2 separate regions of the Homo sapiens genome follow, and region 1 is linked to region 2. A link is a loop called in an ENCODE intact Hi-C map of the cell type or tissue named here. Cell type or tissue: PC-9. All regions are shown on one strand. Links, peaks and the distances in the headings refer to the core of each region. The heading gives the core; the rest is flanking DNA. Region 1 overlaps LOC124904230 (a long non-coding RNA gene). Region 2 overlaps AGL (amylo-alpha-1,6-glucosidase and 4-alpha-glucanotransferase).

The links. A loop is a pair of places that touch in the nucleus more often than their neighbours do. Peaks named below come from ENCODE experiments on the same cell type or tissue, not always from the same donor. Only the 100,000 strongest peaks of a DNase experiment are listed, where the experiment ranks them.
Region 1: it touches region 2 in a loop (2.0-fold over the local background); 3 of 110 quality-filtered maps call a loop at or near these places.

Annotation. Positions count from the first base shown.
Region 1 is chr1:99,963,093-99,967,495 of GRCh38, reverse strand. The region is part of intron 1 of LOC124904230 (a long non-coding RNA gene); the gene reads left to right. Among named protein-coding and RNA genes, the nearest start is that of SLC35A3, 4.7 kb to the left of the region's middle. In PC-9, for the core only: no CTCF peak of the experiment used is centred there; DNase peaks (open chromatin) are centred at 1,305 and 1,645; H3K4me3 peaks cover 630 bases; H3K27ac peaks cover 2,359 bases.
Region 2 is chr1:99,913,366-99,917,768 of GRCh38, reverse strand. It overlaps AGL (amylo-alpha-1,6-glucosidase and 4-alpha-glucanotransferase), which reads right to left. Exons shown (of 34, transcript NM_000642.3): 30 at 4,031-4,242; 31 at 2,283-2,380; 32 at 1,272-1,359; 33 at 1,038-1,171. All of the region lies in intron 6 of LOC124904230 (a long non-coding RNA gene), which reads left to right. Among named protein-coding and RNA genes, the nearest start is that of SLC35A3, 54 kb to the left of the region's middle. In PC-9, for the core only: no CTCF peak of the experiment used is centred there; no DNase peak of the experiment used is centred there.

The sequences.
Region 1 (4,403 bases), core at 73-4,072, 50 kb before region 2:
CATAATCTATTTTTGGCCATGCTTGGAGCTCTCATTCTTTGTAAAGATGGTATACCCTTCTGTACTACATGGGGGATAAGAGTAATCACCCTGTGATTTCTCCTCATGTACACTAATAAATTTCTATGCCTTTTTTCTTTTCTTTCTTTTTTTTTTATTTATTTTTTTTTTAGTTAGGGTCTCTCTCTAGAAGGAGTGCAGTCGCATGATCATGGCTCACTGTAGCCTTGACCTCCAAGGTCCTCCTGCCTCAGCCTCCCACTTAAGCAACCCTCCTGCCTCAGCCTCCTGAGTAGCTGGGACTATAGGCACATGCCACCATACCTGGCTAATTTTTTTTTACTTTTAATAGAGATGGGTTCCCACTATTTTATGCAGGCTGGTCTCAAACTCCTGAGCTCCAGTGATCTTCTTGCCTCAGCCTCCCATTGTATTGGGATTACAGGCATGAACCACCGTGCCCAGCCTGCCTCTTCTCTTATTAATCTGACTTTTGTCAGTTGATTATTCAGCCAACCTTCAGAGGGCGAAGAGGAAGGTACAGAAGCTCACCAGGGCAAGAATGTCAGCTGAGCCTGAACTGCAAGTCTGGACATCCAACAATTCAAATCAGTACCCAAGGTCTGCAGCTCTTTCAAATGAGAAAAAGATAATAGTCTAAAGGCAGCCAGGGCCAAATAGGACTATGTGTCTCAGTGGTACCTAATTAGAATTGTCGGATAAAATAGAGGCCTTCGCCTGGCGCAGTGGCTCACGCCTGTAATCCCAGCACTTTGGGAGGCCGAGGCAGGCAGATCACCTGAGTTTGGGAGTTCGAGACCAGCCTAACCAACATGGAGAAACCCCGTCTCTCCTAAAAATACAAAAAATTAGCGGGGCGTGGTGGCACATGCCTGTAATCCCAGCTACTCAGGAGGCTGAGGCAGGAGAATTGCTTAAACCCGGGAGGCAGAGGTTGCGGTGAGCCAAGGATTGCACCATTGCACTCTAGCCTGGGCAACAAGAGGGTAAACTCTGTCTCAAAAAAAAAAAAAAAAAAAAAAAAAAAAACAGAAGCCTTGTTAAATTTAAATTTCAAATAAGCAACGAAGTATGGAATATTTCGGATATACTTTAAAAAATTCATTGATTATCAGAAATTCTAATTTAACTGGATGTCCTGTAATTTTATTTGCTAAATGTGGCAACCCTATTGAAGGCATGAGTGCATTATGATATTGTACAATAACTGGGATTCCCTATGATGCCCCAGAGAAATTAAGGCCAGATCAAATTATGTTTAGTGCAGTTGACGCTGCAAACATTATGCACACAAAATGACATTCTCTAGATCAATATCTTCAGACAGTGCCAAGCTGGTAGACTTTAATGGATAAAGGTCAGACGTTGTTAGAAAACCCAGGAGAAAATAATGAAAAGACAACAAACAAGAAAGAAAGAGGGCAGGGACTATGTTGATAGACATTTTTAAGGAATTTCTGCTCAAAATGGTTAAAATATTGAAAAAAATTTCAGTGCTTAGAGAATTAAGCTGCAGGTTTCCAGGTGTCACTTGACAAATATTTTGTTCCTATGCCATCATAGCTTTTAAAACTATTTAATTGAAATTTCAGCTCAGGAGCAGGAAAAACCAGTTTGTTGTTTCAAGCTGCCAAATCATAGTAATTGAATCTGGCTTTTTCTTGTTAGTTCTTCAGGGGGAAAAAGAAACCTATGTGTAAACAAAACTGGAAAGGATTGCCAAAGATTATCTACTTGTCCATCATTTACTTCTAAGAAGAGTTGAATGAGGTTACTTCCATTATAAGAGCTTAACTGTCAATATGAATATGGTCCTTTGATTCTGAGATGGATCTGTAGAGTTTAACATTCTCTAGAACATGGATCTGATAGGTTTGAAATAAAACTTACTTTTCATTTCTGAGGAAGAGTATTTCAGTGGCTTCTGGTTTTTTCCTATAGTAGACTTATTCTTCGAGTCAGGGGCCCAGGAGGAGATTTCAGGGAGATGAGGCCCTTTCCTCCCTCTGTACATTCGGAAACTGGAGAAGCTACCCTGCATGATTGCTACCCTATGGGGCTTGTTGATCAAAGCTTCAGTTATCACTTGATGCTCTAAAGTCTATTTGAGAATCAATGAATTGGTTTCATCTCAGAGTCAGGGTTAAATATAAATTAAAGCCTTGGGGATTCTCCTGTATCTAGCACAGTTACCTGATAAAATCACCACAGCTTCCTTTGTGGAAGACTAGAGAAAGGTGCACAGTATGTATAGTATGCACTTGTGCTGTTAAAGGGACCTCTTAAATCTGGGAATGGGGGCTACAACTCCAGTAAAGTTGGGCCTCATTTACCAGTCCTAGTGTACATTTGATTACGAAGTTCATATGCAATTGGATTGTGCTGTTCACCAACTATTTCCCACTCTCAACCTGCAGGGCACTTCTTAAAGTAGGTTGCACTCTCAGGCTCTCTTGTGGTTGAGTGAGACCACATGTCCAGTTCTGGCCAATTACCTCAGGGCCAGGGCACTGAATTGCCAATTTGCGACTGTTTAGACTCCTCTTTCTCTCTGCCTTTGAGTCTGGCAATGTGCAGCATTGCTTCATCATCAGACTGTATCCTAGAATTAGGAGATGTATAACCTACAGTAAACGTATAGCATGAACAAGAAATACATTTTTTATTATTTTATGTTACAAATGAGAAAAGAAAAATAGCTCAGGGCAGTCTGAGCTTTGGGAGGTATGCAGTCCCAAAGAGACAAGAGCATGGGATTTTGGTCATTCTTGCCTTCCATCCTGCAACTCCCACTCTACATCCATGCTTGGGGACAATTATTTAAAGTAATTTTCTTCCTGACTAGCTGCCTCACCCATGATCTTTGTGTTCCCAGAATTTATGATGCAAAACAACAACAACAACAACAACAACAACAACAACAACAACAACAATGTATAGCCCATCAGTAGCTTGGGTTTAAAATAACATTTTAATTTACATTAAAATATGTAAATTCTTGGTAAACAAGTCAGGAGCTGCCTCTTCTTTTCCTTTAAAAATCCACTTGTAACTGCTGCTAATCAGAGTGTATATTTAGGGCAACTTGAATCTGTACTCCTAAGTTGCAATCCTCAAGCTTGGCCCAAATTCTACTTATATTAATTTTGCCTCCACATCTTCCTTTGAGGTCACACTAAGATTTTGCCAATTTCCAAGCACTTGGAAGTTGAAAAAAAATTTTTTTGACAAAACCTAGCATATATTGATTAATACAGAAACTTATGGCCAGAGATGGGTGTATTTTAACAAAAGCATGACTTTTGTGACTTTGACTTAGGGGCCAAGTGATGGGGGCAAGCAAACTGATTTTAGCAGCTGGAAGAATGATAACCCATGGTGTACTATGGAATATTTGATAAAACTGTGACCTACAATTACTTAAAAGTTAAATAATGAACATAGTAAGTTTATAGCTCCAGTGCAAGAGACTAGAAAACAAAATGTTAATAGCATGTGTAGGTTAATGTTGGATGTATTTGAAAGACACTTCATGAAAGAGAAATAGCCAAAAAATAATTTACTAATTTGTAAGCAGGAATGGAAAGGAATAAAGACAACATAGAAATTCAGGAACTGGCACAGTTGACAATGGCAAATACTTTTCTAATGGAAGCCTTTAATAATAATTTTAAAAAATCAAACCAAGCCTATCCCTGTCATACCTATCTTTAAAATCTCTAAATGGATTGAGATATCACCTAGTAAGTCCTTTCAATTGGATGAAATGGCTAAATGAACAGGGAATAAAGGTGTTGGTCTCCCACCAAGCTTGATAGGCTCAAGGTACCTAGAATTAAGTAGACAGATAAATGGAGATATGTCAAGGAAAGAACTGTGTTATGGCCATTGGCAAATGAAGCTGATTGGAATCTAAGAGATAAGAAACCAGTAATGTTTATAAGATAATTGTATTGCCAAAGGAGCCAAGAGCCTAGACAAAACTTAACATGTCTCTTTGGCCTACAGCCCTCTATACACAGGAAATGAGCTCAGGATACTGGTTAGCCTCCAAAGAGTGCATATTCTCCAATACCCTCTTCACATATAACTAAAAAATATAATAAAGGAAGAACTGTCTCCCAGAAGGTCAAATCAAGGAACATAAAGAACAATGAATTGGGAACCCCCTTCTAGAGGGCAGAATTAGCATCTAATTCAAGAACTATTTAATATCACCTACACCCAGGATAGCAGGACTTCACAATGTGTTGCCACTGAGCAGTGTCAGCTCTGTTCATTGACTTTACTCTCATTTTTTCCCAATGACTCACCACATCTCTTCCCTCTAATATACTTTCTGTGATCTAAGAATTTGCCTGTTCTAGATATTTTATATGTGT
Region 2 (4,403 bases), core at 339-4,338:
ATATCACTGGAAGGTAAACTATAAAGACATATACTATAAACCTAAAGCAGCCATTTTAAATAAACAAGAATTACATCTAATTAGCCAACAAAGGAGATTAAAATGAAATAATAAATATTCAATGCAAAAGAAGCACAAAAAGAGGAAAAAGCTAACAAAGAACAGACAGAATAAACAGACAACAAACATTTAAATTTCACAATTTCAGACCTTAAGTGTAAATGGTCTAAATATTCCAAAAGCAGAAACTGTTGTGCTACACGAGAGCAAGGCCCGATTACATGCTACTATGTACAAGAAAGCCACTTTAAATACAAAGACATAAATAGCTTAAAAGGATGGTAAAATCTGTACCATGGTGACAACCAAACAAAACAGACCAGGAGTGGCTCTATTAATATGAAACACGCAGAAGTCCCTTATGTGCTTGTAAGAAAGGAGATAAAATTTGTGCTGTTTATTCATTATCTGAGGAATAGAATATAGATATACTTAGGTATAATCTAAAATTTGAGGAATTAAGATACACTCTGAATTTATACTCTTATAAAGATACGTAACTCTGACACTGTCTATTTGCTAATAATTAGGACAAGGAAGTGAAAAATGTTTTTTGAACTAACAGGCAAAAGACCAGTTCTGATATTTTAACTATAATGAAAGCATTTCTGAAAACTATTTCTTGATATATCTTTAAATCAATTAACTCAAAAGGCCCAGGCTGAGTACCTTCAGTTTTTATATTTATCCTGTGCTAACCACATCCAAAAACATCAGGGAAATTTTAAAAATCAAAGACTATTCCACATGTATAAATCGCACAATATCAAGACCTCAACTTAAAATAAATAACAACCCAAAATAAGAGAAAGTGAAAATTATATAACAGAATTTGTCATGTTAAAGAATAAAGGCTTCACTTTTCATTGGGATACCTAGGGCATACAGAAATCAATTCTAAGAAACTGTAATTTACCTAATAGCTAATAAACTGACTAAACACTAGTTATGGAAATTACATGCTCCTGATGACTTACCTCTCAAGATGAACATAATGTCGGGAAAGAACATTTTTAACCAAAACTATAGTCTTTGCAGTAGTCTCCGGGCCCATCAATCTGGAAAAATATAATTTTGCACGAAGAAAATACCCAATAGGCCACAGCCACTCCTAAAAAAGATTATTTAAAAGACAAAAAAAACCATAAATACCTAAAAATTACTTGAAAAATAATTTAAACTGAAACTCAGAAGATAAATGAAATTCTTACAGGTCCTTGGTGATAATTGAAACCTTTAGCAAGATTGTAGTTGTCATTGTCTAATGCATTGTCATAAATTCCACAGTAAACCATATCACTGCAAAATGATTGAAATTTAAGTTAAATAAAAGATGATCAGATATTATGTAAAAAGCATTAGAAAAATTTCAATAACAAAGGTAAGAGAAATAATCAATTATTTTGTCTTCTACAGAATAAGCTCGGCATTAGTACATCATCCATCTAACCTTAAATTAGTACATACTGAGTTCACAGGACTTTAATCATGTGTTAAAAATGATTAACAAATACTGGTTAATATAAAAAATGTAAAATATTCTGGTATCTTGCCTTAAAGAAGTTAGCCTGGCACTAAATATGGCTTGGTTTAAAGTCAACTATTTCCTAGGCCTCTAATATATTGAAGCCTATCTAATAATTGAAATATATATAGAATAATTTGAATTAATAAAAATTAAAGACATGGTTTTATTAATTATAGATTGGAAAGGTGATTTTTAAGCTTCTCCATAAAATTATTTTAAAATTAAAATTGGCCTATTATCGGATTACAAATAGCAACTGAATATACATATTGCTTTATTGTAATACATGGAACTTATAACACAGTTATCTATACTCCATTTGTTACTTTTCTTTTTTTGGAGAGCTGGTCACAAGAGTCAGCTTTAATTGTGAGTTTTGGTGTGTGTGTGCGTGTGTGTGTGTGTGTTTTAATACAGTGTCTCATTCTGTCAAGCAGGCTGGAGTGCAGTGGTGCCATCATAGCTCACTACAGCCTTGATCTCCTGGGCTCAAGTGATACTCCTGCCTTAGCCTCCTGAGTAGCTAGGACTACAGGTGTACACAATCTCTCCCAACTAATTTTTTTTTTAACTTTTATTTTTGTAGAGATGGCATCTCCTTTTGTTGCCCTGGCAAAAAAAAAAAAATTATGGTTGATGTCAATGTATTTGGATTAAATATGATAACATTCTTAATACTTATATTCCAACTTACTCTGGATCTAAAGTTTTCATGCCAAGGGGACCAAGCAATTTTTTTTCTGCAATCTCCAAAGCTTTCCATGCTTTTTCTGTAGTAAAGAGCTCAGGGGCCTAGTGAATGCCAAAAACAAATATACAAATTTTTAAGATCACAGAAGAATTAGTTCCTACCCACAGAAACTATTCATAAGCTTGAAAAAAATTACTTAAAATACCATGAGGGTCAGAATTTGAGTGTAGATGCCTAAACAGATCTAATCCTATGAGGCTGACTTAGAAGGACTGTTTTTGGCCGTAGAAGTTAGGAAAGCCTTTAGAGGTGATTATTTCTCTGTGTCACCTCAAGAAAGTTACTCAGCTCCAAAAGGAAGTTGCCACAGCTACACTGAAGGCAGAACACACTTTTATTTTAACCCCTTTGGAGACAGGGTCTCACTCTGTCACCAGGCTGGGGTGCAGTGGCGAGATCAGAGCTCAGTGCAGCCTCAATCTCCTGGGCTCAAGCGATCATCCTGCCTTAGCCTCTTGAGCAGCTGGGACTACAGGTGTGTACCACCACAAATGGCTAATTTTTTTTTAAATTTTTGTGGAGATGAAGTCTCACTATGTTGCCCAGGCTGATCTTGAACTCCTGAGCTCAAATGATCCTCCAACCTCAGCCTCCCAAAGTGTTGGAATTACAGGTGTGAGCCACTGAACCCAGACAGCACACACTTAAATTTATGTAACTCATTCTTCAGCAGATTCATAATAGCTTTCTTTAAGTACATCTGATACCCATTGTTTGCTTCTGGGGCCATAAATAAACACAGAACTTTTACTCCAATAGCATGAGTAAATTTATCAGAGATACAGAGAAAGAAGAGAAAAGCATTGTTGACCAAGAATATGCATTAATTTTAATGGTCCACGCTGAACCAAAGCTACCTTTGTGTACTTTTACACTTTTCATTCTACTATAATTTATAGTAGTAGGTTTGGTACTCTTTTTGACAACGTGAAAACAGCTAGCCAGGCATAGAAGAACACATACCTTCTCTATTTTACTTCCTTGTAGTTTATTTTTAGACTAAAGTATAGATTTAAAACAGCAGAGAGTCTAAAATTCTTTGCCGGACAAACTGATTGCAGCAATGCAACAATGAAAACAGAATGTTAACTAAAGCTATCCACTTTAGTTCACTAGTTCAGGGCTTTCCAACTAGTGTGCTGAGGCACTGGTTATAGCACAGGTGTGTAGGATACAGAGACCCTCAGCTTTCAGGGTAGCTGGGTGGGGCCTGGGGCTAACTGAAGTAGTTGGATCTAGCACAAGCAGCCTACTCCATGTAACCTATTGTGCTATACAAATATCATTTTCTTTTCTTTTCTTTTCAAATATGGTGGTGGGGCTTCATTATGATATCCAGGCTGGTCTCAAACTCCTGGGCTGAAGTGATCCTCCTGCCTCAGTCCGCCAAGTGTGTGAGCCACTGCATCTGGCCACAAATAACATCTTCTATGTGTGCTCTGAATGTGAAAAACTCTAGGAAGCACTTCATTAGTCATCATCTATTACTTTCGGCTTTTGGATACTGAATGTTACAGGTTAAAAGTGATACGCATAATACTTGATTAATTAGGAAAGACTATTTAAAACTAGCTAGTAAGCAATATACTACTTTTTAGCAATGAAGTGAATTTGAAAACAAATGGGAATAAGGAACTAAGCAAACTCTAGCACATCATTTTTTGAAATGTTTTTACAAACGAATCACCTACCACAACCATTGCTATGGTAAAATTAGGCCTGAGCTGATAGTCACACCAAGGACTTGAAGCTCCATAACTATCTTTGTATATGCCACGTTTGTGAACCAGATTTGGATGCTTTTCATTTAAATCTGAAGGGTCTTCGGAAACATGAAATAGCTTTTCAAAGTTGTCTTGTATTTTTCTGTTCCACTCATCATATGAGACCTTTATAGCCTTTCCTGAAAAATGACATAAGACATGGTAGTTTTAATCATTCAAAACAATTCACACATCTAGTTACAGACAAATAGTAATATTTAGTTTATTTTTATCTACTACAAGGCAATAAATTATCCACTTTTGGAAAATGTGGCCAGTCTGAATTGAGATGTGTTATAAA